Regions from separate parts of the Homo sapiens genome. Here regions 1, 2, 3, 4, 5 and 6 are each linked to region 7. A link is a loop called in an ENCODE intact Hi-C map of the cell type or tissue named here. Cell type or tissue: MCF 10A. All regions are shown on one strand. Region 1 holds the start of TFAP2C (transcription factor AP-2 gamma). Region 2 has its middle 60 kb from the start of TFAP2C. Region 3 has its middle 17 kb from the start of FAM209B. Region 4 holds the start of LOC105372683 (a long non-coding RNA gene). Region 5 has its middle 250 kb from the start of TFAP2C. Region 6 has its middle 82 kb from the start of TFAP2C. Region 7 has its middle 160 kb from the start of TFAP2C.

Evidence for each region. Hi-C counts contacts between places; a loop is a spot of excess contacts. Peaks named below come from ENCODE experiments on the same cell type or tissue, not always from the same donor. Only the 100,000 strongest peaks of a DNase experiment are listed, where the experiment ranks them.
Region 1: it touches region 7 in a loop (12-fold over the local background); 7 of 110 quality-filtered maps call a loop at or near these places.
Region 2: it touches region 7 in a loop (8-fold over the local background); 2 of 110 quality-filtered maps call a loop at or near these places.
Region 3: a loop joins it to region 7, with 4 times the contacts of the local background. A loop is called at or near these places in 4 of 110 quality-filtered maps.
Region 4: a loop joins it to region 7, with 4 times the contacts of the local background. A loop is called at or near these places in 3 of 110 quality-filtered maps.
Region 5: it touches region 7 in a loop (2.0-fold over the local background); 2 of 110 quality-filtered maps call a loop at or near these places.
Region 6: a loop joins it to region 7, with 4 times the contacts of the local background. A loop is called at or near these places in 5 of 110 quality-filtered maps.

Annotation. Positions count from the first base shown.
Region 1 is chr20:56,628,890-56,632,889 of GRCh38, reverse strand. TFAP2C (transcription factor AP-2 gamma) reads right to left here and starts at 3,584. Exons shown (of 7, transcript NM_003222.4): 1 at 3,298-3,584; 2 at 1,200-1,685; 3 at 1,034-1,085. The coding sequence starts at 3,345. RefSeq lists silencers at 3,263-3,557, 3,614-3,673. In MCF 10A, a CTCF peak has its summit at 2,496 (motif pointing left); DNase peaks (open chromatin) are centred at 2,639 and 3,719.
Region 2 is chr20:56,687,784-56,691,783 of GRCh38, reverse strand. It overlaps the pseudogene RN7SL170P. Among named protein-coding and RNA genes, the nearest start is that of TFAP2C, 60 kb to the right of the region's middle. RefSeq lists an enhancer at 898-1,493. In MCF 10A, no CTCF peak of the experiment used is centred here; DNase peaks (open chromatin) are centred at 1,763 and 2,293.
Region 3 is chr20:56,548,661-56,552,660 of GRCh38, reverse strand. No RefSeq gene overlaps it. Among named protein-coding and RNA genes, the nearest start is that of FAM209B, 17 kb to the right of the region's middle. In MCF 10A, a CTCF peak has its summit at 1,858 (motif pointing left); a DNase peak (open chromatin) is centred at 1,840.
Region 4 is chr20:56,972,467-56,976,466 of GRCh38, reverse strand. LOC105372683 (a long non-coding RNA gene) reads right to left here and starts at 1,832. Exons shown (of 4, transcript XR_936898.3): 1 at 1,045-1,832. In MCF 10A, a CTCF peak has its summit at 1,883 (motif pointing right); a DNase peak (open chromatin) is centred at 1,896.
Region 5 is chr20:56,873,555-56,877,554 of GRCh38, reverse strand. No RefSeq gene overlaps it. Among named protein-coding and RNA genes, the nearest start is that of TFAP2C, 250 kb to the right of the region's middle. RefSeq lists an enhancer at 1,665-2,310. In MCF 10A, no CTCF peak of the experiment used is centred here; a DNase peak (open chromatin) is centred at 2,314.
Region 6 is chr20:56,709,343-56,713,342 of GRCh38, reverse strand. No RefSeq gene overlaps it. Among named protein-coding and RNA genes, the nearest start is that of TFAP2C, 82 kb to the right of the region's middle. RefSeq lists enhancers at 443-1,056, 1,057-1,670. In MCF 10A, no CTCF peak of the experiment used is centred here; DNase peaks (open chromatin) are centred at 962 and 2,072.
Region 7 is chr20:56,786,980-56,790,979 of GRCh38, reverse strand. No RefSeq gene overlaps it. Among named protein-coding and RNA genes, the nearest start is that of TFAP2C, 160 kb to the right of the region's middle. RefSeq lists enhancers at 1,101-1,859, 1,860-2,619. In MCF 10A, no CTCF peak of the experiment used is centred here; DNase peaks (open chromatin) are centred at 2,479, 3,189 and 3,639.

The sequences.
Region 1 (4,000 bases), 160 kb after region 7:
ATTCACAAGTTAACACCTTGGGAAGTTAATTAGTGAAGATCCAAAGCTTGGAGGGTTTCTTTTTTTTTTTTTCCTAGCAGCTGCTGAAAACTATTTAATTAGAACATTTGTTTTCAGAAGACTGCTTCAATACTAAATAAACGGTGAGTTTTTTCCCCTCAAGAACAACCAAAATCATAGGACACATTAAGATTCTTTCCAAAATTTTTCAGTGCAGTTGATCACAGTAAATTTAATCATCCAAACTAATACGTTCTAAGTTTACTGAAAATTTGTAGTCTTTTCTGAGTTTTTCTTTAAAATCCATTTTTCCTCCATCCTCAATCCATTTAAGCAGTTCAAGTAACAGGCCAAAACTACCTTCAATTTAGGCCTACTCTATTTCCCAAAACAGTCAAAATGGTAATCCTGGTAATCCTGTCAGTTAAGTAACTTAATTTCATAAACCACTCACTCACCAAGTAATCCAATTTTCCAAATCCCCTCCTCCCCATCCTGCAAAACTCTCCCTCTGACAGATCATTCCAAGCTCTGTTCCTTTTACAGGTATTCATTTGGTAGGCCAAATTGCTTCAAAACTTTTCTTGCAGGTCAGAATTAAGGAGGTTTTCCATACACGTGTTTGAAATCAAAAATAAAATCACAACTTATTCAACAATTAAAATTGTTACAGAACCAACCACTCAACGAAGGTGTGCCTGTGACTTTTTTCTTGTTGTTTTTCAAGTTAAATCAGTGTTCACTCGCTCTGGAAGACTTTCTCTCACATTGTGAAACACCCACTGGAATTCATGGACATTTTTCCAAGAAAAAAAACTAGGCAGTAACAACTCCGGAGATGAAGAGACAGCTCCTAGGAGGTCGGAGGGAAATCCCTTTCTGTCACTCCTAAAATCTAGCTTCCATGAATCCCTTTCAGTCCCTTCTACCACAAATGTCCCACGCTGGCCACCAAATACCCCCAACCTTGCCAGTCAACTTCACAAGCCCAGATCGTGTGACCAGAGTTAGACGATGCCACCTTGCTATTTACCTTTGCGAATGACTGTCTGATCGTGCAGCAACAGGTGCTGGTCGTCGACATTCTGGGGGAGAGAGGACAAAATTCCCTTAAGTTCGGGGGAGCCTAGAGGAGTGCGGGGTGGGGGCAGAAGGCCGTAGGGTGAACAGGTCCGGTCAGGAGCCGCAGCGCCGCTCACCTGCACCTCGTCCATCTGGTGAGGCATGTCGTGGAGCCCCAGGTTCTCGGCCAGGCCCGCGGCATCCAGGGCGTGTGCGTGGGGCAGCAGCAGGTCGGAGCGGCGGTAGGCATCCCTGCGGGCGCTCACCGCGCCCGCCTCCAGCCCGGAGAGGTGGGGCAGTAGGCCGGCCGGGCGCCCGTGGTGCGAGGGCAGCCCCGCTCCCTCCTGGCTCTGGCGGCCGGGCCAGGCCTGCTGCTGGCTGCCTGTGGGCGCCGGCTGGTGCAGGGGGTTGATGGCGGCGGCGTACGCTTCCCCCAGATGCGAGTAGGGGTCGGCCGACTGGGAGTAGGCCAGCTGCTGGTAGGGAGGGGGAAAGTAGGGTGGCGGCTGATATTCGGCGACTCCAGTGTGGGAGAGGGGTGGCGCGGGGCTGTAGAGGTGCTGCCCGGCGGAGGAGAGGTGGGGGACCCGCGGATTCCCATTGCTGCTCCCGTCGTGGCGATCCTGGAGGGAAAAAAAAAAACAGGAGACCCCGTTAGTGCGAAACCCCGCTACTGCGAACTGGCCGGCATCGCCGGGCTACGCAGAGGGCCCCGGGGGACCAACCGCACCCCGCCCGGCGGGGCTTGCCCAGGGTCGGAAGGTACCCGGGGGCAATGCGCCCCGAGGATTTCGTTGTAAGCAAAGAGTGCGGGGAGGGAGGAGAGTCTGGTGAAAGACCTGGGGGAACGAGTTCTCAAAGCCCGGCGGCGAAGGTCTAGGCGCTGCTCCCAAGCCCGAGGCGCTTGGAGGCGCCAAGTCCGAACCCTGGGTCTTGGGCCAGAAAAGTCCGTGGCCGGAGCCCGGGGCGAAGGAGCCAGAGCCCGGGGCGAAGGAGCCGGACGCCCGGTGCAGAGCTATCTCGTGGAGCCCGCCCATGACGCAGGGACTGCTGGAGGTGGCAGCGCGGCAGGCGCGGATAGAGTGCGCGGCGCGGGAAATGCGCACCTCCCCCGCCCCCGGGACCCTCCCTTCCACGCCCTCGGGACAAAGACCTCCGAGCGGGCGGCGCTCGGAAAGCAGGGCCCGCCACCCTGCGCCGCCCTGGGAAGTGAAGAGGGAGCGCGCGCACAGGGCGGCCCTCCCTGCTGGCCGGGCCCAGCCGAGGGGAGTAATAAGTGGGGGCGCCCTGCACTGCCAAGGGCAGTGTTCTCGCACGTCGGGGCGCAGAGGGGGCATGAAGAACCCTGGAAATTGGGCAGCCTTGCCCGCGCACGTTCCCTCGCCCCTGGGCGGCCCGACTCAGTTTCTAAAGGATGCGTCCCCATCTGCCCAGGGGTCTCGGGGCGCCGGGAACCTGGAGGAACATGGCGCTGTCGCCTCCTGGCGGAAGCGCCCGGGCCTGCGGGCAGGGGCAGCCCTCCAGGGCCCGGAGGCGCAGTGAACTCCCGCGAGTCCGTAGCCCGAGCTCCGCGCTCCCGGCGCCCCTGAGCTCGCCTAGCGCTGCCTGCGTCTTCTTCCTCTTCCCGCTCGCCGCCTCCTTCTTCCCTCCCACTCTCCGAAACTCTAGCTCAACCTGTCCGACAGGCTGGAGCACTCGCGAGCTCTTACGGCCCCATCTGGCCTCGGGCACCCCCACCACCACTCCCCAGCCCCCACTTCTTTTGAAAGCCAAACTTCGGTTGTTTTCGTGCTTCCCCGAGGAGGTAGCGGGGCAGGTGACAAGCCGGCCTTGGAGGAGTGTCCGCCAAGGTGTCGCTAGCAGGTAGCCTCATCTGACCCCTTTGGACAGAGACTTCGTGCGTAAAAGCCACGTCTGAGGGTTGCAGACGGGGCACTTTTCCGAGAAAACGGGAAGCAGGGCTGTTTGCCGCTTAGGAAAGCGCCCGGTAAGCTGTGTGGGTGGGATTTGCCATTCTCTTTCCAGGCCTCGTTCCCGAGGGGAGGCTATTTAGGAAAAGGCCCTATACAGGAAAGGGGCCCCGCAGAAATGGACTAAGGGGTGTCCGGAGAAGTGGATCCCGTCCCACCGAGAGGCCAGGGCTCCTATGCCCTCGTCCCCGACCTCGGTCCAGTGGCCCCTGCCTCCCGGACTGTCCTCGGCGGGGCGGGGCTGCACCCCGGAGCCCCAGCTCACCTCGCAGTCCTCTTCGTACTTGACATTATCGGTTATTTTCCACAACATGGCGTCCGGCGTCCCCCAAAACAGTCGCCAGTTAAATCCAGGATCCCCCCAGCCCCCAAGCGGTAAATCCAAAATCGGGGTCACGGTGACCAGGCGTCTGCCGCCGCCCCCGCCGCGCGCGGGCCTTGCTGTCCGGGTCACTGGACACGCATCGGCGGCTCTGCGAGCGTAGATGCTGCCGCCGCGAGTGTCAAGACCGCTCCGCGGACGGGGAAAGCCGCGCCCGAACAGTGTGTCCTGGCGATAGCCGGGGGACCCGAGCGCCTTAATGAGAAGGAAATTATCATAACTCCTCCCCGGGGGCCGGCGCGGAGGCCCAGGCGCCGGGCGGGGCGGCCCCCAGCCAGTCCCAGCCTAGCTCCGCCCCGCACCCGGGCCTGGCGCAGCGCCGAGCCCCACGCTGTGAGGGACGAAGCGCGGAGTCAGTGGGCGGTGCCTCGTTGACAGCCGAAGACCTGCGAGGCCTGGGTCCCCCGACGCGCCTTCCTTCTGTCACCTCCACCGTAAACACACCTGAGATTGGCAGAGCTGGGGGAAGGGATCCAAATACTGAAACCCACCCCTCTTTCGCCTAAACGGCCTTCACTCGTTCCTCCAAAAGACGGATGTCACCTGGAGTTAAGAAACTGCGCATTTGGGGAGCGACTCAACAACC
Region 2 (4,000 bases), 99 kb after region 7:
TGGGCATCCCGTAGCCCAGTCAACACATGAAATTAACCATCACAGTTGTACATAAAATAATGAATCATATCTTACAATCATTCTTTCTCTCTCTCTCTCTCTCTCCCTCCCTCCCTCCTGCTTCTCTCGGTGGTGAAGGGAAAGGGAACATGGCCAGAAACAATGTTAATATTTCAGGGAGAGCTTATCTCCCCAGGGTCAGCCTATAACATGACAAGGCAGGATTCTGATTAGCCCAGCACAGGCCATGTGACAATTCCCATGGACTTGGGGACGAGGGCTGCAGATTACCAGGCCCAGCCCACACTCCCACCTCACAGCACCGGGTCCAAGCTTTCACAATTCACAGTCCTAGCAGAACCGCTCAGAGCACAGGAGGGCCACTGAGGCGCTGGGGGCAGGGAAAGGAGCTGGACAAACACCATCAACAAATATCTTCAGCCAACCCACACTGACGATCCTGATAATCATTCAATGCTAATGCATGTTGACATAGAAAAATGAGTGGAATCAAAGGGACGGAAATAGAAAGCACCCTCAATGCCACTGATCAGCGCCAAATACCATTAACTCTTTGGTGCATTTCCGAGTTTTCTGTGACGGTCCCTAAATGAAAAGCTAAGCTTGTTTTGCTTGCTTGCTCTCCAGATGAGCCCTACTTCCAAAGGGGCCCATTTACATTGGCTTGGGCTCTTCCACCGAGCACGTGGCCTTTGCCCAGCCTGGCAGCCTAAAACAAGAGGCAGGCAGACGGCTTTGCCAGCCTGACCCGCATGCACATGGCCCCCAGCCTGGGCTCCTTCTCAGCAACCCCATTCCTCAGCCCTCCACAGTGTAGTCATGGGCTGGGAGGGGAGCTGGGGCCCCAGGTGCACCACAGACAGCTCCACTCCTTGTCTTTGTTTTGCTCTGGTGGTTGTGAGTGGGTGCATTACTGGGGTACACATGATTGTGTGTACATGCATGCAGGGGCATGCATGTGCCAGGGAGCCTGTGCAAACGTGTGAGCTTATGTGGGTGCAGGGCTGCACTCACGCCTGACCAGGGTTCTGGCTCACCTAGGCCACTTCCTGCTCTGCCACCTGCTGCCACGCCCACCCCACCTGTAGAAACTGATGATATCTTTTCCCTTTCAAAGCTTTCACCTCCCATCGCACGATCTCCATTCAGTTTCCCAACACCGAGGAGGAGATAGCCTAGGAGAAGGTGGCACAGGTGTCATTATCCCTGTTTACAAGATAAAGAATTTAACGCCCAGAGAGCTAAATGTAAAGCCTACGGTCTTATCATACTTCTGTCACACAACCAGTTACTGCTGGAAGCGACCACTCTCTCCTGACTCCTGGGCCCGTGATCTTTTCACCAGAAAGGGGGTTCTCAGACTCATTCTCATTATGAAGCAACACATTCACTGATCCTTTCAACTAAACAAACACTTCCTGGGTGCTTCCTGGAGCTCAAGACTGGGGCCAGGTGCTTTATATGCAATATTCTGAATCCTTCCAACAGCCCAGTGACTGCATTTTGCATAAAGGAAGCTCAGAGAGGTTAGGCCATGTGCTCCAGGTCACACATCTGCTGTAGCGGATGCTGTGGTCCTAAAGGAAGCTCAGAGAGGTTAGGCTGTGTGCTCCAGGTCACACAGCTGCTGTAGTGGATGCTGTGGTTGCAGATCCACCCTTCCAGACCAGGACACTCCATTCCTGTGGCTGCTGGGAGCGGGAGCTGGCAGCTCACAGCCAAGCAACTCCCCAGGAATTGCCCTCAGCCTCAGAGTTGCCTCATCTGATCCCGTGGCCCCTTCCCTGAGGGACAGCTTGCGTCTGATGACTGGTAGATAAGTTTTGGCCTTGATTGATTGGGAACATCTCTTAAGCGCCCACCTGGCTCAGAGTTCCCATGAGGAAGAGCCGAGACCTCAGCACTGCAGCCCAGCTGCTTACCCTCCCTCACAGGTGCAGCTCTTGAGAAAACGCCCCACTAAACTGCCTGCACATAAATCTCTGATTCAAAGTTTGTTTCCCAAGGACGCAAATGCAGACAGGTAACAGGTGCAGGACTGGGAACCCTGAGCCTGGGCCTGAGGGTCTCCAGTGTCTTGGACTCCTCCACCCGACTCTGTCATCCGACCCAGATGCCAACCTGAGGCCTAACCTCTCACCTAGTGTCCCAGCTAGTGGCCGGCTCCTGCCTCCTCCACCAGGGCTGGGAACAGCGTGGCTGTTAGAGGAAGCTGTGGGCTGTCTTGGAATGTGGAGTTGCCTAAAATTCTGGCAGGAGAGCCATTCGTCTTCTTGGAATCTTGACTCACCAGTCTAATTTAACCCCCTGGGGGTGGTGCGGAACCTGCCTCCCTCCTCCCTCCCACTTCTGCCCTCTCCAGCTCCACCTAGAGCCCCTCCCAGAGCTCTCCAGGTGCCAGCCCTGGACTCCCCAGCTGGGTCCTCACACGTGCTATTCCCTCTGCCAGGAATTCTCTTCCATGCACTAAAGACAGGCAGCCACAGCCTCATCCTCCATGTTTCAGCTCAGATCTCCCTGCCTCTTCCCCAGGAAACTTTCCTGATCCTCCCAGACAAGGTCAGCAGCACCGGGGCCGCTGCTTGCCTGACATTCAACGACTTTTCACCCAAACTCCCCGCGGGGCCTGTCTGCCACGGTGGACGTCCAACTCCATAAGGCAGGGCCCTTTTCTGTTCACTGTGACAGTTTCATGCCTAGCTCTGCAGCTAGTAGGGGCTCAATAAACACTTCCTGCCTTCAGGAACACAGGACACCATCCTCTCTGGCCTTCTCTGATATTCAGGAGCTTGTCAAGGAAAGGAGGGTGTTGGGGAAAAAAATTAAAAACCCTCCCAAGAAGTCAAGCATTGCTTTGGAAAGAGTCAGCCTGAGGTTTTGTGCAGCCTGGAGCAAGTCCTTCAACCCCACAGGGGCTCCATTTCCTCACCTGTAAAAGGAAAAGTGGAATCCAGTCCCCAGAGGGCTATGCGGAGACTAAACCAGGTAAGTCCACCCCAAGTCTTCGATTCAAGTTCAATTTTTTGTCTGTTTGTCTGGTTGTTTTTTTTGGTTTTTTTTTTTTTTTTGAGATGGGGTCTGACTATGTTGCCCAGGCTGGAGTACAGTGACTATTCACAGGCGTCATCCCACCACTGATCAGCACAGGAGTTTTGAACTGCACCATTTCCAACTTGGGCGTGTTCACCCCTCCTTTTAGGCAACCTGCTCCTGGGAGGTCAACATATTTGATGCTGAACTTAGTGTGGACACCAGATCAGCATAGCTAACACACTTCAGCCCAGAACTCCTGACCTCAAATGATCCTCCTGCCTCAGCCTCCCAAGTAGCTGGGAATGCAGGCACCCATCACCACGCCCAGCTCAAGTTTTATTTTAAAGTAAATCTTATAACTATTTTCAAAATGTAACAAAAATTAAAACCCATGTGTCCCCTCTCCCAGATTTAAAACACTGAAGATCACCCACGTGTTACCTGACACGGAAAGAATGAATGGTATGGGGGCACATGTTGAGACACTACCTTTGGCCGAATTTGGCTTTAATATCCTGGTTCTCAGTGCTGACCACTGACTCCGTGGTGGAATCACCTAAGACACTCTTATTTTTTGAGACAGGGTCTCATTCTGTCGCCAGGTTGCTGTGATTATTCACAGGCACAATCACAGTGCACTGCAGCCTCAAACTCCTAGGCTTAAGCGATCCTCCTGCCTCAGCCTCCTAGTAGCTGGGGTTACAGGCATGCACCATTGTACCCAGCTGTCAGCCTAAGGCACTGTTAAAACTGCCAGTGTTGGCCGGGTGCAGTGGCTCACATCTGTAATCCCAGCACTTTGGGAGGCCGAGGCAGGCAGATCACTTGAGGTCAGGATTTTGAGACCAGCCTCGCCAACATGGTGAAACCCCGTCTCTACTAAAAATTCAAAAATTAGCCAGGCATGGTAGCCTGTAATCCCAGCTACCTGGGAGGCTGAGGTAGG
Region 3 (4,000 bases), 240 kb after region 7:
ACTGCACGTGTGCCCTTTCTGGGAAGGAAGGCTTGTTGCCCGCCACTCCCAGATTGTCAGAGCCCGCTGGGTCCAGAGTCCAAGTGTTACAGGAAAGGGGTCCTGATCCAGACCCCCAGAGAGGGTTCTTGGATCTCGTGCAAGAAAGAATTCAGGGTGAGTCCATAGAGTAAAGTGAAAGCAAATTTATTAGGAAAGTAAAGGAATAAAGAATGGCTACTCCATAGACAGAGCAGGCCCGAGGGCTGCTGGTTGTGCATTTTCATGGTTATTTCTTGATGATATGCTAAACAAGGGGTGGATTATTCATGCCTCCCCCTTTTAGACCCTATAGGGTAACTTCCTGACGTTGCCATGGCATTTGTAAACTGTCATGGTGCTGGTGGGAGTGTAGCAGTGAGGATGACCAGAGGTCACTCTTTTTGCTATTTTGGTTTTGGTGGGTTTTGGCTGGCTCCTTTACTGCAACCTGTTTTATCAGCAAGGTCTTTATGACCTGTATTTTGTGCTGACCTCCTATCTCATCCTGTGACTTAGAATGCCTTCACCATCTGGGAATGCAGCCCAGTAGGTTTCAGCCTCATTTTACCCAGCTCCTGTTTAAGATGGAGTTGCTCTGGTTCACACACTCTGACACAAGCTCCTCTCACGATCAAATCCTGGGATCACATCTGGCCCATGGTAGCCATCAGTAAGTACCTGGTGAATGGGTGATCTGCGGTGAGAGGAGTGAGCTGAGGACAGCTGCTTTCTGGGCTTCTGAGGGATTTGATTTACTCTCCCATGGCTCTCCTTTCTCACGGGGACAAATCCAAAGTCCTTTCAGTAGCCTACAGGGTCTCCAAGGTCCACACCCCGCTCCAACGCTGCTCGCGCCTTCTCTCCCTGCACTGGCACCTCCATCATGCCAGGCTGCTCCTGCTGCGGGCTCTCTGCTGGCCCATTCCTCCTGCCGTACACCCTCCCCTCCCAGCTTGTCCTTACAGCTTCCTCTCTCAGTCAGCTGCTTCTCAGTGAGCCCTTCCCTGATCACATTGTTTAAGGTTGTAAACTAACTACCCTGCTCACCACATACACACACACACACACACACACATGCACGCATGCACATATATGTGCACACAGGCACGCACACACACCCTATTCCCCTTCTGTGCTTTCTCCATAGCACCTACGCTCCCCAATAGACTATGTATTTGGCTTTTGTATTTCCTTACTGTCTCTCTCCCCCAGGAGAATGAAAGCTCTATGCAGGCTGATGGTTGTGTTTGTTTTTAAATCTCTTCATCCCAGTGCCTATAACAGCACATAGAACAAATATACACTTACTGTATGAATGAATAATCAAATGAAAAATGTTACTTGCTAATAAAAATAATGTTACTGTTCCTACTAGTATTACAAATGCTAGTTGTGGCCTGAGTGGTGGCTCATGCCTGTAATCCCAGCACTTTGGGAGGCCGAGACAGGAGGATCACTTGAGGCCAGGAGTTTGAGACCAGCCTGGGCAACATAGTGAAACCCTGTCTCTACAAAAAATTAATAAAATTAGCTGGGCATGGTGGCATGTGCCTGTAGTCCAGCTACTCGGGAGGCTGAGGCAGGAGGATCACTTGGACTCGGAGGTTAGGTAGAGGCTGCAGTGAGCCAAGATCAAGCTACTGCACTCCAGCCTGCACAAGAGAGCGAGACTGTCTCAAAAAAACAAAAAACAACCTACAAAACAGCTAGTTGTTGTGCTATTAGTCATTTAGAAACATTCTATTACTTCAACTTACACAATTGTTATCAAAGGCCCCTGAAGCAAAATCTGGAAAAAGGTGTGCTCACTGTTGTCTGTGATGGGCTGTATCTGCCATCTAGTGGCTCTCTCTAGTAACTGCAAGCCGCGTAAGCACCGGTTCTAACATTGATGCTGCGGGGTGAGATGTCAGCCAGCTCTCCAGCCATCTAGCCACACATCAGTCTCAACACTTGTACTAGCATCTCTTGTGAGAATACAAATTGGCACAATCCTTTTAAAGGGAAATTTGGCAATACCTAACACAACTGCATATGCACTTACCTTTCTAACCTACGATCACTCTTCTAGGTATCTACCCTGAAATTACAGCTTCAGCAATACCAAAATACACAGGCACAAGGTTAGGCCCTGCACTGTTGTTTGTCATTTCAAATGTTTGGATGCTCCCTGCGTGTTCATATCTGAGAGCACAGCTGTGTAAACTATGGCACGTTCACACAATGAAGTTCTGTACAACTGGAAAAAAAGAAGAGAAAGACCTCTGTGAGCTGACATGGAGTAGTAACCTGTGGACACACTGCCAAGCGAAAAAGAGCAAAGTCCAAAAGAATATCCATAGTGTCTACTCTTTTTTTTTTTTTTTTTTTTTGAGATGGAGTCTCACTCTGTTGCCCAGGCTGAAGTGCAGTGGTGAGATCTTGGCTCACTGCAACCTCTGCCTCCCAGGATCAAGCAATCCTTGTGCCTCAGCATCTTAAGTAGCTGGGATTAAAGGCGTGTGCCACCATGCCTAGCGAAATTTTGTATTTTTAGTAGAGACAGAGTTTCACCATGTTGGCCAGTCTGGTCTTGAACTCCTGACCTCAGGTGATCCACCCACCTCGGCCTCCCAAAGTGCTGGGATTACAGGCGTGAGCCACCGTGGCAGGCCCATAGTATCTACTGTTCATGCCATATCCAAAAGGAACCCAAAATGAAATACAAACACTAACAAATGAACCTAACAAATAACAAATGAAATGAGACCCCATCTCTACAAAAAATAAAAAAAAAAAAAAATAGCCAGGCGTGGTGTTGCACACCTGTAGTTCCAGCTACTCAGGAGGCCGAGGTAAGAGGATAGCTTGAGCCCGGGAGGTCAAGGCTGCAGTGAACTATAATCATACCTCTGCACCCCAGCATGGGCAACAGAGCAAGACAGTGTCTCTAAAAAACACACAAAACTACAAACAACAAATAAGTAACACAACCACCTAAAGGGGCCAGGGAAGGAAAAACGCATTAAGTAACTTTGGGTTTTTTTTTGGTTTGAAACTGAGTCTCGCTCTGTCACCCAGGCTGGAGTGCAGTGGCACGATCTCGGCTCACTGCAACCTTCACCTTTCGGGTTCAAGTGATTCTGCTGCCTCAGCCTCCTGAGTATCTGGGATTACAGGTGCGTGCCACCATGCCTGGGTAATTTTTGTGTTTTTAGTAGAGATGGGGTTTCACCATGTTGGTCAGGCTGGTCTCGAACTCTGACCTCAAGTGATCCACCCCCACCTTGGCCTCCCAATGTGCTGGGGTTACAGGTGTGAGCTACCATGCCCAGCCACACTGAGTAACTTTAGAAGATAACATCGTGACTGGATACTGTGAGGCTCAAGATGAAATGAGCTGTCCCCAAATGTGCAATCTAGTTAATACATATGTTCTTAATGGGCTATGGGTTTGCAACTCTTTGTATGTGTACTAGAATTGAACACTATATTAGGATTGCTATAAAGAAATACCTGACACTGGGTAATTTGTAAAGAAAAGAGGCTTAATTGGCTCACAGTTCTGCAGGCTGTACAGGAAGCATGGTGCTGGCATCTGCTGGGCTTCTAGGAAGGCCTCAGGAAACTTACAGTCACGGTGGAAGGCAAAGGAGGGGCAGCTACGTCACATGGCCAGAGGAGGAGCAAGGGGGTGAGGGGAGATGCCACACACTTTTAAACAACCAGATCTCACAAGAACTCACTCACTGTCATGAGAACAGCACCAAGGGGATGGTGCCAAACCATTCATGAGAAATCCACCCCCATGATCCAATCACCTCCCACCATGCCCTACCTCCAACATGGGGGATTACACTTCAATATGAGATTTCAGCGGGGACACAGATCCAAACTATATCAAACATATAAGTAAATATAGATCATGAAAGCCAGGTTTCCTGCTGCTGGAGAAAGAAGCTGTAAAGAAGGGGAAGGAGGATGGCTGGAATGAACCTGA
Region 4 (4,000 bases), 190 kb before region 7:
GCGGGTCCCAGTCACACGGTGCTCACAGGCTGGTGGGACAAAAACAGGCTACAAAGAACAAGGAGAGCAGAGACACACACTAGGCCAACCCGCCCGGGGGGATGCCAGTCTCTGGAGCCCAAGCTAGGCCAGAAGAGCAGACTTGTCTGCCCCTCCGTGCTCCTCCCTTATCTGACCCCCATGCTCCTCCCACATCTGACCTCCTCCTGTTCCTCCCCTATCTGATTCCCAAGTTCCTCCTCCATCTGACCTCCTCTGTTCTTACCCCATCTGACCCTCCATGCTTCTCCCCGATCTGAGCCTCCATACTCCTCCTCCATCTGACCTCCTCCTGTTCCTCTCCCATCTGACCCTCCATGCTCCTCCCTCATCTGAGCCTCCATGCTCTCCCCCATCTGACCTCCTCCTGTTCCTTCCCCATCTGATGCCCATGTTCCTCCCTCATCTGACCTCTGTTCCTCCCCATCTGACCCTCTATGCTCCTTCTCCATCTGACTTCCTCCCGTTCCTCCCCTATCTGATCTCCTGTTCCTCCCTCATCTGACCCCCACATTCCTCCCCATCTGTGTCTCCATATTCCTCCTCCATCTGAACCTTCATGTTCCTCTTCCATTTAACCTCCTCCTGTTCCTTCCCCATCTGACCCCTCATTTTCCATCTCCAACTGGTCCCCATGTTCCCCCCATCTGACCCTCATGCTCCTTCCCTGTGGGATCTTTAACATGCTCACCCAGCTGGGTGTGGTGGCTGATGCCTGTAATCCCAGCACTTTGGGAGGCCGAGGCAGGCAGATCATGAGGTCAAGAGATCAAGATGATCCTGGCCAATGTGGTGAAACCCCGTCTCTACTAAAAATACAAAAATTAGCTGAGCGTGGTGGCAGGCGCCTATAGTCCCAGCTACTTGGGAGGCTGAGGCAGGAGAATCACTTGAACCTGGGAGGTGGAGGTTGCAGTGAGCCAAGGTCACGCCACTGCACTGCAGCCTGGTGACAGAGAGAGACTCCATCTCAAAAATAAATAAATACATAAAAAACATGCTCACCCAGGCATCATCTGGTCCCGTGGATGTGGGACCTAGAAGAACATTTCTTGCAAACACTTTCTGACTTTAGTTCAAGACTTGAGAAGAAAATTCATGTCTTAAGTCATAGGGAAGAGTCTTCAGATATTTTCTATCCTTCACTCCCCAAAACCCACTCTTCAGACGAAGCGTGGGAGGAAACTCGGAGTGCAGAGGAGTCTCAGCCTTTGGAAATGGGGAGTGGGGAAGACAAGCGCTTTGGAGTCTTCTAGAAGTCAGCATCCACACACATTTTCTCACCGACAGAGATCTGGCATGGGACAGCTTCTAGGTTGTTGTGAAACCTCCACAGGCGCCTGTTTTTCCTGTTGGGCTCATTTGCATGGAGAAAGACACAGGTGCGGGAGGTTTTGAAACTGGGCGAAGGAGCGCAGAACCCACACAAAGCCAAGCCCAGCTTCCACTGGCAGCCAAGGATCCCTGCTGGCGGTGTGGGGCTTCCTGCCGCTGTCCTGACTTTCACGGCTTGAGAGTCACCCCTGGAGACTGTGTTAGTTATTGGAGTTATTGCCCCTTCTGAAATCATAGATGCTTTTATAACCTCTTCCACAGAGGACAGTCTGTCAGCAACATCTTGGGTTGTGCAACTGGTGGCAATGCTATTGTTGCCCCGAAGGGACTGCATGAATCTCGTTAAGTGAAGAGGGTATCGCAAAATCTTCATCTCCGCCCAGCGGCATTGTCTTGCCCTGCCCCGTTTACCCCGATTTATCCTTTGGTCTTCAGTGCGCCTATTATTCACATTGAATGACGTTCACAGGAATCTGAATCCTTGCCCTGGACGTGCCTGTCCATTTAAGCCAGAAGGGGGCAGCGTTTTCCTGCCAAGTGAAAGGCTTTAAAAGCTAGAGAATTGGGGTGGAGGTGGCAGTGGGGAGCTGTTCCGGGGCAGCAAAGTCTGTGTTGGTTGTCCACACCACAGTAGTGTGTTGAAATGGCTTTGCTAACCCTGCATGACAGGTCTCCAAGAAGGTCGGAGGGCCCAGAGGGAATAACTGCAAAATCTACTCTCTCCATTCCTTCAACACACATCTGCAAATCAGAGTAGGAAAGCCAGGTGCCCCTTCTGTTCAAAAAGAAAAAAATCCTTCAAAGCAAATGATAATGAATGTGAGATGGGGCGCGTTGAGATGGGGCGCGTTGAGATGGCTGAGAAATTCATCTGTGATTTTACTTTCTAATGCACATAGAGGCTCAGCAGCGTGCTGGAGATGGTAGTAGAGACCTGGCTTTGAAAGCAAATTCTGCAAAGGTGTGTGCTGGGCGAGGCCATCCCTCAGAGCTTCCGTTTCTGCATCTGCAAGTGGGGATAACAAGAAAAGCAGCACTTCCAGAGTTGGATGGGAAATGAAAGCTCTGGCTCATGGGAGGCGCTAAGTGACTACCGTGCGTGCGTGCACTCGAGAGGTTAGATTTGTGGGTTTTAATTTTCATTCCTCGGCATAGAACACTTTTTTTCAGGGTGCAATCATACCCAGAACCACACAACACTGGCAATATGGATGGGAGACGTGGAGATTTTACATAATCTACTTAGCTTATCCTACAAATAAAAACACTGAGCTTATTTTGCAAATAAATGCAGCTTTAAGACGGATGCCCAGGCCTCCCCCTAGGTATGTCTACAACGTGTCTCCTAGTTAAGGATCCTGGCGCTGTCCCTGCTGAAATCTCAAGGACATGGAAACTGAGGCCACAAAAGGTGGAAGGAGGCTTTTCCATCCCGGGGGCAGTCCTGAGAAATCTCCAAGGACACCTGGGATCTGGTCGGGTTTGAAAGTCACTGGCTTTTGATCCTTGGAGAGAAAAGGAGGGAAAACACTGAGCTTCAGGGCCAAGGCCATTCTGCCCACTGAGCTTTGGGACTTCAGATTCCAGAGCCCTATCACTCACCCAGAGGCCTCGGGAGGTCCAAGTCATGCTGAGTTCTCAGGATCCAGCCCTGTGGCCTTGGCAGAAATGAGATCAAGTCTCTCATCCTCATCTGACTCAAGGGGATAGAGTCTGATTTCCAAGTACGGCTTCTCCTTTGGATGCGCCTGAGAGTTTGCCCAAGTCCCATTAGTCACTAACAAACCAAGAAAAGCCCAAAATGGAGGGGGGAAGCAAATTGAAGGCACCACGTTGGCACCTGTGCCCCCACCCCCACGCCTATCTCCCGTTTTCTGTTTAGCGGAGCATTTGCCAGGAGCCAGTTTCCATGGGACCCTCCTCACCAGCCAGTAAGGAAGACAGTGCTGAGACTGCAGGGGAAGCCATGTAACTTGCCCAGGGTCACACCCGGGAGGGGATGCAGGTGGCAGGTATGGTGTCATCTGGCACTGTTCTTTCCCTCAGCCTATGGGTGGGGGGTCCTGGGTGACACCTCGCCTGGCACTGAAAGTCCCACTTAGAAGTCTGTTTGAGGGTGCCTGCTAGGCCTGCCTTCTGCAGAGGCTGGAAAAAGCAGTCCCAGATCTGAAGTGGGGAAAGGAGCAACTGGAAGATTCCAAAATGAGCCCCTGTCATTTGCTTGGAAGGCAGGACAATTGTTTTCTGCATTTGAAAGGCCAGCTCCCTGGAGTCTGCCTTCACTGCAAAGGGAGCAGACTCAGACTCACCCCGGGCCCCTCTGCCTTCTGGGGCCCCAAATGGCGAGTGGGACCCTGTGCTGCCAGCCTGGGGCAGAGGGAAAGTGCCTGGAAGGCACTCCGCTCCCCAGATGGAGTCTGAAGTGCTCCAGCGGCCAGCTGAAGGTGGGAGACGCCAGGTTTTGCTTTAAAAACAGATCCAGGACAGGTACAGTGGCTCATGCCTATAATCCCAGTATGTTGGGAGGCCAAGGCAGGCAGATCTCCTGAGGTCAGGAGTTCAAGACCAGCCTGGCCAACATGGTGAAACCCCATCTCTGAAAAAATTAGCCAGGTATGGTGTCACG
Region 5 (4,000 bases), 87 kb before region 7:
CCAAGACCCACTTCTAGAACAAGAGGGTTAAAGCTATGACAAAAAAGCCACAGTTTCACTGAGTTGAAGAACCATAGGCTGGAGTTTGGGACAATCACATTCTCAAATTACTTCAAAGGAAGGAGGAATTCCAAAACAGAGAGAAGCAGAGAGAAGGAGCCCTAACTTATTTGTTTAAAATTTGACCTGGTCTCTAGCTAATCCCTGAAAAGACTGAAAGTCAGAATCCAAGAAGTCCAGCAAGGTAAAAGAACTTAACAGATATTTTAGCCATGGACCACTGCAGAAGGGATCAATTTTATAGTTTGAGTCTAGCCAAGTTAACTGTATGCTTTAGAAAATAAATAATAAATAAATATTCTTCAGAGAAACACAACAGCATCTGGAATCTCTACATATACAATTCATAATATTTAGAATGCAACTAAAAATTAGTAAGCCTTCAAAAAAAAATAGGTAAATGTGACCCATGCTTAAGAAAAAAGGCAATTGATGGAAAACAACCTCTTAATAACCTAGAACTGAAATGACCAGACAAAGATTTTTTTTTTTTTTTTTGAGATGGAGTCTCACTCTGTTGCCCAGGCTGGAGTGCAATGACGCAATCCTCAGCTTGCTGCAACCTCTGCTTCCTGGGTTCAAGCAATTCTCCTGCCTCAGCCTCCCAAGTAGCTGGGATTACAGGTGCCCACCAACATGCCTGGCTAATTTTGGTATTTTTAATAGAGATAGAGTTTTACCATGTTGGCCAGGCTGGTCTTGAACTCCTGACCAGGTGATCCACCTGCCTTGGCCTCCCAAAGTGCTGGGATTACAGGCATGAGCCACCGTGCCCAGACCAGACAAGGATTTTATGCCAGTCGTATGCTCAAGGATTATAAATGACAGTAAGCATGTAATAAACAAGTAAGAAATCTCAGCAGAAAAACAAAAACTATAAAAAAGGAACTAAATAGAAATTCTAGAAATAAAAAAATCTGAATTTTTAAATTCACTGGAGGAGCTTAACAACAAGATTGGCAATGGCAGAAGAGTCACTTGTTTTGATGATAAATAAATAGAAATTATCCAATCTGAAAACAGGGGAAGAGGATTTGAAAAATTTGAACTAGAGCCTCTGCAACCTATGGGACAACATTGAAAGGTCTAACACTGACTCTTCTAGACCTAGAAGGAGATGACATAGAAAATAGGGTAAAAAAAAAAATCATGGCCTGGTGCGATGACTCACTTCTGTAATCCCAGCACTTTGGGAGGCCGAGGTGGGCGGATCACGAGGTCAGGAGATCAAGACCATCCTGGCTAACACGGTGAAACCCGGTCTCTACTAAAAAATACAAAAAATTAGCCAGGCATGGTGGCGGGCGCCTGTATTTCCAGCTACACGGGAGGCTGAGGCAGGAGAATGGCATGAACCCAGGAGGCAAAGGTTGCAGTGAGCCGAGATCACACCACTTCACTCCAGCCTGGGTGACAGAGCCAGACTCCATCTCAAAAAAAAAAAAAAAAAAAAATCATAAACGATATCTGAAATGTTGCAAATCTGATGAAAGACATACATTTACAGATTCAAGAAGATCAGTGAACCCCAAGAAGGACGAAAACAACAACAATAATTAGGCACACTATAGTCAAACATGAAGAGAAGATCCTAAAATCAGCCAGAGGAAAAACAGCCCGTTACATGCTAATTACTTCTAACTTCTCTTCAGAACCCATGGAGGCCAGGACATAATGAAATAACATCTCTAAAGTACTTTGATAAAGGAGGGGGTGTCCTTTTGGCCTTAGCCAAATTTCATAGATTTTCCAGTGACCTGTCTCTCTCACAAGGCTGGGAGATCCTTTAAAATAAGGTCTTCCAGAAACCTTGTTGAATTAAATGCAAGGAGAATTGCTTTTTAAAATCATGATTATAAAAATTAATAAGCACTAAGCACCTTCCATGAATTATCTCAATTAACTCTTGCAAAAACTCCTCAAGGAAAGTGCCTTTGATTATCCACAGGCTCAGGGAGGCTCAGTGACTTGCCCTGGGCCATGTGGCTGCTGAGAGATGGGCCTGGGATTTGAGCCCAGGCAGTCTAGCTTGAGAGTCTGCCTAGTGTAGCTTCCCTGGGAGCACACCCTCAGCACCATATTTTGCAGTTTGGGGGAGACCAGTTCCGTCAGTGAATTTCTCACAGCGTCCTAAACGTACTCTTGTCCTCTACCACTCCCAGGAAGACCAGGCATTCCAAATGAAGCAAGCAGCAGCTCAGGACTGTTTATTTTGCAGAATCAGCAAACCGGGAGGCTGGGCAGCCTCTGAGTCAGAAGTGACTGCACAACCTGTAAGGCAGCTGCAGCTGAGGATCCCCAGTGAGAGGAACTGGGCTACTGGACCACACACCCCACCCTGTCTGCAACAACTGGGTGGAGTCTCTGGCCAGACCAGCGGCTCTGCTAGCAGCTTTCCTGGTTGGTGCCGAGCCTGGAGACAAAGGCCAGGCCAACTCTGGTATGGAAGCGTCAAGGGGCTAAGAGACCTTGCCTTGCTCTGCTCTGACCCAGCGCAGACCCGCCACGCTGCTCTCTGGCATCGGGGAGGCAGAGCTCTGCAGTGGTAACAGATCCAGAGTCAGATCGGCCTGAGTTCAAATTCCTGCTCTGCTTCTTTCAACCTCTAGAAAGGGACCTTAGAAAAATCCTTTTATCTTTCTAAGACTCAATATCCACATCTGTAGAATGGAACAATAACAATGATAGAAGCTTCCTTTGAACTGTCGTGAAGGTCAAATGAAATAGCATGGAGTACCCAGCAAGTGTCTGGCCAGCATGCACCGGCTCTCTCTCTGCATTCTCTTCATCCCCGTCCCCAGGGCGCTCACCAATACTCTTAGAGCATATGCTCTAAGTTCCCTGCCCAGACGTCCCTCTGTAGACGGCACATGCATCCCCCGCAGCTCTAGGGCTGTGGATAAGAGCTTCACATGCAATCTTCCTAAGACAATTGTCCTTCAGGGATTGACGCCGTTTGCCTGGAGATGCCGGGGTAGAGAGACATGCTTTCTCCCCTGAGCTTTCTCCCCTGAGCACCCATGACCCGATGGGGATACAAAAGCCCGCTCCTTTGCCTCAAGGTAGGAAGACACCACGTGTGGCCATTCATGCCCCAGAGCTCCCCGTGGGTCAGGCTGGCTGTAGATTCCAGCTGAGCCGGAGCTGTGCTTGGCCTCTTCCTCTCCCTCTCCTGCTTCCTTCTCTCCCTTAGAGGTTGTTCTTCTCCTGAGAGCACCCCAACAAGCCGCTTGCCCTGTTCCTAGGGAACCTGATCTAAAATAGCTCCTGATATGTTTCTGCCTTTAAAGAGGGGCCCTTGTCCCTTGGCAAATGGTGAATTTCAAAGGGAAACTGCAATGCACGGAAAGGCGAGCCGGAACAATATTACAGGTCAGATGGGGCTAGAGCGGGTCCCCAACCCCTGGGCTGCGACCGACTGCTCTGTGGCCTCCTAGGAACCGGCCGCACAGCAGGAGGTGAGCGGCGGGCGGGCGAGCATCACCGCCTGAGCTTCACCTCCAGCCAGATCAGTGGCGGCCTTAGATCCTCACGGGAGCGCGAACCCTTACTGTGAACTGCGCACGCGACGGATCTAGTTGTGCGCTCCTTCCGAGACTCTAACGACTGACTGATGCTTCATCCCAAAACCTCACCCTCCGCCCTGGGCCGTGGAAAAATTGTCTTCCACAAAACCTGTCCCTGGTGCCACAAAGGTTGGGGACCGCTGGGCCACAAAGGTTGGGGACCGCTGGGCTAGAGCTTACAAAAAGAACTTGAGTTCAACAGTGGCCTGTGTCCCTCTGAAAGTTTCACCCAAGAACCCATTAACTCAGCCATGCTCTTGCCCGCCCAGTGCAGACTGTCCGTCCCGTGCTCGGGTGGGAAGAAAAATCAAGCCGTCTGCGTGGTACACCGGCTCACTGGCTCAGAGCCCGGAGCTGCTGAGCGGCACCTAGGG
Region 6 (4,000 bases), 78 kb after region 7:
CCTCAGCCTCCCAAGTAGCTGGGACTACAGGCGGCCGCCACCACGCCCGGCTCATTTTTTTGTATTTTTTAATAGACACGGGGTTTCACTGTGTTAGCCAGGATGGTCTCGATCTCCTGACCTTGTGATTCACCCGCCTCGGCCTCCCAAAGTGCTGGGATTACAGGCGTGAGCCACCGCGCCTGGCCAAAATTGTTTTTTTTTTTTTTTCAAAACAGGGTTTCACTCTGTCGCCCAAGCTGGAGTGCAATGGCTCACTGCAACCTCTGCCTCTGCTCCCGGGTTCAAGTGATCCTCCCGCCTCAGCCTCCTGAGTAGCTGGGACTACAGGTACACACCACCACGTCTGGCTAATTTTTGTATTTTTAATAGAGACGAGGTTTCTCCATGTTGCCCAGGCTGGCCCTGAACTCCTGCCCTCAAGTGATCCGCCCACCTCAGCTTCCCAAAGTGCTGGGATTACAGGTGTGAGCCACCATGCCTGGCTCAAAAAAAAAAATTTTTTTTTTTTTTGAGACCGAGTCTCACTCTGTCGCCCAGGCTGGAGTGCAGTGGCACGATCTTGGCTCACTGCAACCTCTGCCTCCTGGGTTCAAGTGATTCTCCTGCCTCAGCCTCCTGAGTAGCTGGGACTATAGGCATGGACCACACCTGGCTAATCTCTGTATTTTTAGTAGAGATGGGGTTTCACCATGTTGCCCAGGCTGGTCTCAAACTCCTGGCCTCAAGTGATCTGCCCACCTTGGTTTCCCAAAGTGCTGGGATTACAGGTGTGAGCTACCGCACCGGGCCCCCAATTTTTTTTTAATATTACAAGAAGACACAGAGGGTCGTGCCCATCTACAGTATATCAGTTTGCATGTCTGGGAATATAGGGGTGAGTGGCGAGTGAACAGCAGGGTGCCCGGTGCTGGGAAGGGCTCCCGGTGGTGAGCCACGCCTGCTGCTGACCTGACAGCAGGAAGTCTCCGGTGGAGAGGCCTGCTCTGTGACTGTCTGTATATTCCACATTCCTCCCAGTGAATATGCATTCCATTTACATAAATTAAAGAATGGCTGGGCACAGTGTCTCATGTCTGTAATCCAAGCACTTTGAGGGGGCTGAGGCAGGCAGATTGCTTGAGTCCAGGAGCTCAAGACCAGCCTGGGCAACATGGCATAACCTCATCTCTACTAAAAATACAAAAAATTAGCTGGGTGTGGTGGTGCATGCCTGCAGTCACGCCTGCAGTCCCAGCTACTCTGGGGACTGAGGCAGAAGGATCGCTTGAGTCTGGGAGGTCAAGGCTGCAGTGAGCCCTTATCATGCCACTGCACTCCAGCCTCGATGACAGAGTGAGACCCTGTCAAAAAAATAAAACAAAGCAAAACTTTCTTGGAAGAGAAAGAAATTCATAATCTCTGATTAAAAGGAGGAAGCATTACTTTGTGTAGACTCAAGATCCTCACCCCAGGACAAACTGTCCACCTCCTGATTTTCCAGCACCCCCAGCCTCCCAGCCATGTCCAGCTCACAGCCTCCCAGCCACTCCCAGCTCACTCCGTTTTCTGTCTATACACACCCTATCCATTCTCTGTGGCTCCGTTCAAATCATGTCTTCTCCAGGAAACCACCTCAAGCACCTGACCCCAAACAGTCTCCCAGCGCAGCATAACCCTTCCATGAGGAATTCCTCGAAGGTGGAGGTTGATCTTTTTCACCTTAGTAACCCCAATATTTATTAACACAGAGCCAGTTCCCTGTGCGGGCTCCATACATTACCATGGAAGGAAGCCCAAGTCAAGGGTAAGAGTTGGTTTGACCCCTGATTCCAACACAACAAGCTGTGGGACTGTGAACGGGCAACATCCTCTCTGATCCTCAATATCTTCATCTTTAAATTAGGGAATGATAGCTATGACTTTCATAAAGATAACACAAGATTCAATATAATAATTTTACCTAGTAATTGCTGGAGAGTTTGGAAACAAGGCATGTTAAGTGCCCAGTGCAGTGGCTTGCTTAGTAATGCGTTGTTTTTATTACTAATAAAGAATGACTAAAAAAAGCAAGCTGTGGGTGTGGCGTGTGTAAACACACCGCTCAAGGAGCCCCTGAAACACTTGTCAGAGGCCGCATGCTGTCCGCAAGGTTGCCTGTGGGATCTGCAACCCCAGACGCAGAAGTAAAACAGCAGCAAGGAGGAGAGGAGGAGGGAGGGGAGGAGGAGAAGGGAGAGGAGGAGGAAGGGGAGGAGAGAGAGGAGAAGGGAAAGGAGGAGAGGAGGAGGGAGAGGAGGGGGGAGAGGGAGAGGAGGAGGAGGGAGAGGGAGAGGAGGAGGAGAGGGAGGGAGAGGAGGTGGGGGAAGGAGAGGAGGATGGGGAGGGGAAGGAGGAGGGAAAGGGGGAGGAGGAGGGAGAGGAGGGAGAGGAGGAGGGAGAGGAAGGAGAGGAGGAAGAGGGGAAGGAGGAGGGAAAGGGGGAGGAGGAGGGAGAGGAGGAAGAGGAGGAGGGAGAGGAAGGAGAGGAGGAAGAGGGGAAGGAGGAGGGAAAGGGGGAGGAGGAGGGAGAGGAGGGAGAGGAGGGAGAGGGGATGGAAGGGGAGGGACAGAAAGAGAGGGAGAGGAAGGAAGACAGGAAAAGGGGGAAGAGAAGCCGGGAGGGGAGTGGGAAGAGGAAGAGGGGAGGAACAAAGGAGGGGGAGGAGGAGGGGAGAGGAAGAAAAGAGGTAGAGGGGAAGGGGGAAGGGGAAGAGGGGGAAGAAGGAGCGGTAGGGAAAGAGAAATAAGCCCCCATGGATCATGTGTGCGTGTCAGGCCCCTCCTCAAGGCTCCATGTGCGCCTCTTATTTAATCTTCATAAAAACCTATGACGTGTTGGCCTCCACTCCCAAATTCACCTCATGGTCTAAGATGGCGGTCCCAGTCCTCTAAACATCATGGCATAAATGAGGAAAGGAAAGGAGTAGGACCCTGCCCAGAAGCCCTACACATCAACCCCTGCTTACGTCCCATTGGCTGGACTTGGGCACGTGGTCTTGTGAAGCTGCAAGGGGGCCTGGAAAATGCTGTCTGTATTTGAACGACGTTGTGGCCAGCTAGAGATTGTGGGTTCTTTTGTTAAAAAGCGGAGCGTCAGCTGGGTGTGGTGGCTCACACCTGTGGGAGGTTGAGGTGGGCAGGTCTATGCACTCAGGAGTTGAAGGCCAGTCTGGGCAACACGGCGAAATCCTGTCTCTGCAAACAATACAAAAGGAGCTGGGCATGATGGCATGCACCTATAGTCCCAGCTACTCCGGGGGCTGAGGCAGGAGGATCACTTGAGCCTGAGAGGTCAAGGCTGCAGTGAGCGGTCATCACACATCACTGCATTCCAGCCTGGGCAACAGAGCAAGACTCTGTCTTAAAAAAATAAAAAACAAAAAGCAGAGTATCAGCTATTTTTATATGAGGAAACTGAGGCACGGGGAGGATAAGTGTCTTGCCCACACAGCTTGTAAGTGAAGGAGTTTGCAGGAAATAGAATAAAAGCCCCCCCAGGACGTAGCAGGTCCTAATCCCCAGAACCTGTAAATGTTACCTTCTAAAAGAGGATCATTGCAGGTGTGGTTAAAGAGCTGGAGATGGGGGTGATCCTGGATTAGCCAAGGGGGCCCTAACTGCAATCACATGCATTCTAAGAAGAGGAGGGCAGAAGGAGAGATGGAGACGTGGGATTTGAAGATTGCAGTGGCCACAAGTCAAGTGACATCAGGAACCATCAGAAGCTAGGCCAGGCAAGGGGCCTCCCCTGGGGCCTCCGGAGGGAGCGCAGCCCGGCCCACACCATGATTTCAGCACAATGATACTGACTTCAGGCTTCTGGCCTCCAGAACTGTGGGGCAATAGGTTTCTGTTGTTCTAAGCCACCAAGTTCATGTTAGTGTGTCCTGGGAGCCCCAAGAAATGCACCCAGATTCCAGGCAAACCCAGGCAGCCCAAGGGCAGCCTCTGTGGTCTTTATCTCTGAGTCGCCAGGAGCT
Region 7 (4,000 bases):
CTGACACAACACCATCCCTGCTCTCTCCTGCAGGGACCACCCCACCCCACTGCAGCAGTCTCCCTAACCTGCCACATTCCTTCCCACCTCTGGCCCTTGCACTTCCTGCACATGTAGCTGGACGGCCTTTTTTTTTTTTCTTTCTTTCCTGGGAAAAATAATCCAGATTATGGAGAGTTAACTTACTGAATGTCCCCTTGGAGAAGAGGCATTTCACATAACCACATCTCAGAGATTCCTGAACATCTCCCGTGAGACTGCTCCTATCCCATTCTCAGCCCCATTTTACTGGTCAGAAAACTGAGGGCTAGAAAGGTGAAGCAGCTGGCCCAAAGCTTCACTGTACATGTGGGGTGGGTCTGAGATTTGAATCCATGTCTTTCTGCTTCCAGAATCTGAGGGCTAGACCAGCATTTCCCAAAACTTACTTTTTTTTTTTTTTTTTTTTGAGATGGAGTCTTGCTCTGTCACCAAGGCTGGAGTGCAGGGTCGGGACCGCTGTTCACTGCAACCTCCGCCTCCTGGGTTCAAGTGATTCTCCTGCCTCAACCTCCCGAGTAGCTGAGATTACAGGCATGCGCCACCATGCCTGGCTAATGTTTGTATTTTTAGTAGAGATGGGGTTTCACCATGTTGGCCAGGCTGGTCTCGAACTCCTGACCTTAAGCAATCCGCCCGTCTTGACCTCCCAAAGTGCTGAGATTACAGCCGTGAGCAACTGCGCCCAGCCTTACTCATTCTCATAACAACATTTTTGCCATGTCTGCTACCACCTATATGTATGATATTTGTTTAAATGGACTCCCTGCCACTTTTATTTTTTGTTAATTTTAGTTTCATCCTGAACAATGTTATCCAGGTCTGATAAGTTAATAACATAGTTGCTTCTAACATAAACTTGGAATAAATACCTGACTACTAAGATAAACATGTGCCTGTGTCCTGCCTTATAATCTTATAAACCTCAGTGGTTCAAGAACTACACACATTTTAACCACACATCCCAAAAAGTCATAATCACACGGTGTGTGTCCCGCTCACCATAGCCTGCATGCACTATCAAGTTCTAGCCTCTGTCAACCTTCTCCTGATATAAGCCACCCTTGAAAATGCACTGGGCCAGGCGTGGCGGCTCACGCCTGTAATCCCAACACTTTGGGAGGCCAAGGCGGGCAAATCACGAGGTCAGGAGTTCGAGACCAGCCTGGCCAACATGGTGAAACCCCATCTCTACTAAAAATACAAAAAATTAGCTGGATGTGGTGGCAGACACCTGTAATCCCAGCTACTGGGGAGGCTGATGCAGGAGAATCACTTGAACCCAGAAGGCAAAGTTTGCAGTGAGCTGAGATCAGGCCACTGCATTCCAGCCCAGGTAACAGTGAAAGACTCTGTCTCAAAAAAAAAAAAAAGAAAGAAAGAAGAAAGAAGAAAGAAAAGAAAGAAAGGAAGGAAGGAAAGAAAGGAAGGAAAGAAAGAAAATGTATCAAAAGCCCTCCTTTTTCCTGAAGGCCTCTTGACTCCTCCAGCCCAAAAGCGCCCCTCCCTTTGTTGACAGCTAGAAAATTCATGCCATGAGCAAGCCACAAAAAGACAGGATAAAAAACAGGATGTGGCTTTTGTTTCTTCAAGTAGACTGGAAGATCTTGGAGGATTATAAAAAAAAATGAAAACAAAACAATTCCTATACCTTGAAGTCTAAGCTCTGGGAAACAGAGATGGACGCACACAGCAGGTGCTCAATAAAGCCTGGGGGAAATGATGGATGTGGACACAGTACAGAGAGGGGGCCAGGCAGCACTTTCATGGCTAGGTTGGGGCCGGCCTGAATCATCCTTCCTCCTTTGCTAACAAGGGTCAAAACTTCACCTGGGGATGCTCCCTCCCTTCCCACAGCCCAGGGCTCCAGGATGGGCCTGGGACACAGCCTGCCCAGTCCATGCAGAAAATCCCCCTAGCTATTCCCATTGGTTCAGAAAGCGGGTCTGTTACCCAAACCTGGCTGAGGGAGTCAGGCCCAGCATTTTTGTTCAAATGGATGAGGATGGAGCAGCTCTTTCTTGCCAGCTTGAACCTGGGAGCCGTGGGCCTGGAAACACTGTCACCTTCCTGCTCCCACAGGGAGCCTGGGAGTTAGAACCCTTGTGGAAGAGGCAGAGACATAAGAGAGGGCAGGGCTTGGCAATGTGATTTGAGATCCTGGATCAAGACATTCCTGAAACAAGTTCTACCCTTGGATTTTTTTAGACAAACTTTTTTTTCTTGGCGTAAGCCTTTTTGAGTTGGGTTTTCTGTTACTTAGGCCCAAAAACACCCTGGAGGAACCCCTGACTAGGAGCCAGGGAAGCAGACTCAATTGTATCTGGGGTCTAAATGACCCTGGGTGAGTCATTTCATCTCACATGACCCTGCCCCAAAGAGGCCTTCCCTGACCATTCTTTCAACAGCAGCTTCCATCCCTCCCTACCGCTCACTTCCTTGTCCAGCCCCATCATTGCACAATATCACATTCCATATTCATGACCTTGTTTGCTAGTACTCTGCCTCCCTCACTGCGGTGTCCTCAGAACTCAGAATAAGGCTGGCATGCAGACACCTTCTGTAAATATTTGTTGCAGGATCTTGCCTCGGTTTCTGCAGCTGTAAAATGGGAGAGCAGTGCTGCGTTGTCCTCAGTAGCCTGCCATCAGGGCTGCATTCACTTCCTCCTTTCATTGCTGCCACCCAGGCCTCCGGGAACGTGGCACAAGGTCTCACCCAAAGGCGCTGGAGTGCCTCCCAGAAAACTACCTTTCCCACAGAGTAGAAAGTTTTATGATTTTCCTCCATTTCTTCCTCTGCCTACACAATCTCATTGACTAGAAAGTCCCTCTTGATGTCTAACCCAATATTTCATGCTGCAACCAAAGTCTATTTATGTGCATCTTTTCTGAGTTCTGGAGTTCAGCAGCTGGAGTGCTGACTTCCAGACATTCCCAGCCAAGTAAGAACACAAAAGAACCAGTTTAAAGTGAGAAGAAATCCAGTGAGAAAATAAAAATTCCTTTACCTAGGAGATGCCCTCATTTCCTTCCCATGACCAGCTTCTGACTCGTCAGAAAGCTCTTTACTTGTCTCCACACCTATGAACACAGCTCTTCCAGAGATGTGGGTACAGAAGATGAGAGTAAAATAAATAAACTATCTGTTTAATCATTCTTATTGCCAAAACAACGGCTGAGCCAAAATACCGAGGCTCTGATTCATCCCAACTGACGTCCGTTCTAGGGAGGAGGCAGGAGGCAGGGAAGTAAGAATTTTTAAACCCGTTTTCCAGATGAATTCAGAGGAGGCTGGGACGTTCCACAGCGCCAACCCCACAGTAAGCAACAGAAGCGAACCACTTTCTCTTTGTGGTCGAGGATCTGTCTTCTCTTCATTTAAATAGGGCAGAATTCAGTGGCTCGCACCTGTAATCCCAGCACTTTGGGAGGCTGAGGCAGGTAGATCACTTGAGGTCAGGAGTTCGAGACCAGCCTGGCCAACATGGTGAAACCCTGTCTCTACTAAAAATACACAAAATTAGCCGGGTGTGGTAGTGGCGCCTGTAATCCCAGCTACGCAGGAGCCTGAGGCAGGAGAATCACTTGAACCAGAAGGTGCAAGTTGCAGTGAGCCGAGATTGCGCCACCGCGCTCCAGCCTGGGCGACAGAGCAAGATTCCATCTAAAAAATAAATAAATAAAAATAAAAATAGGCCGTCGTTGTGGCTCACGCCTGTAATCCCAGCACTTTGGGAGGCTGAGGCAGGTGGATCACCTGAGGTCAAGAGTTCAAGACCAGCCTGGCCAATATGGTGAAACCCCGTCTCTACAAAAAATACAAAAATTAGCCAGGCTCAGTGGCAGACACCTGTAGTCCCGGCTACTCAAGAGGCTGAGGCAGGAGAATCGCTTGAACGTGGGAGGTGGAGGTCACAGTGAGCTGACATTGCGCCACCACACTCCAGCTTGGGTGACAG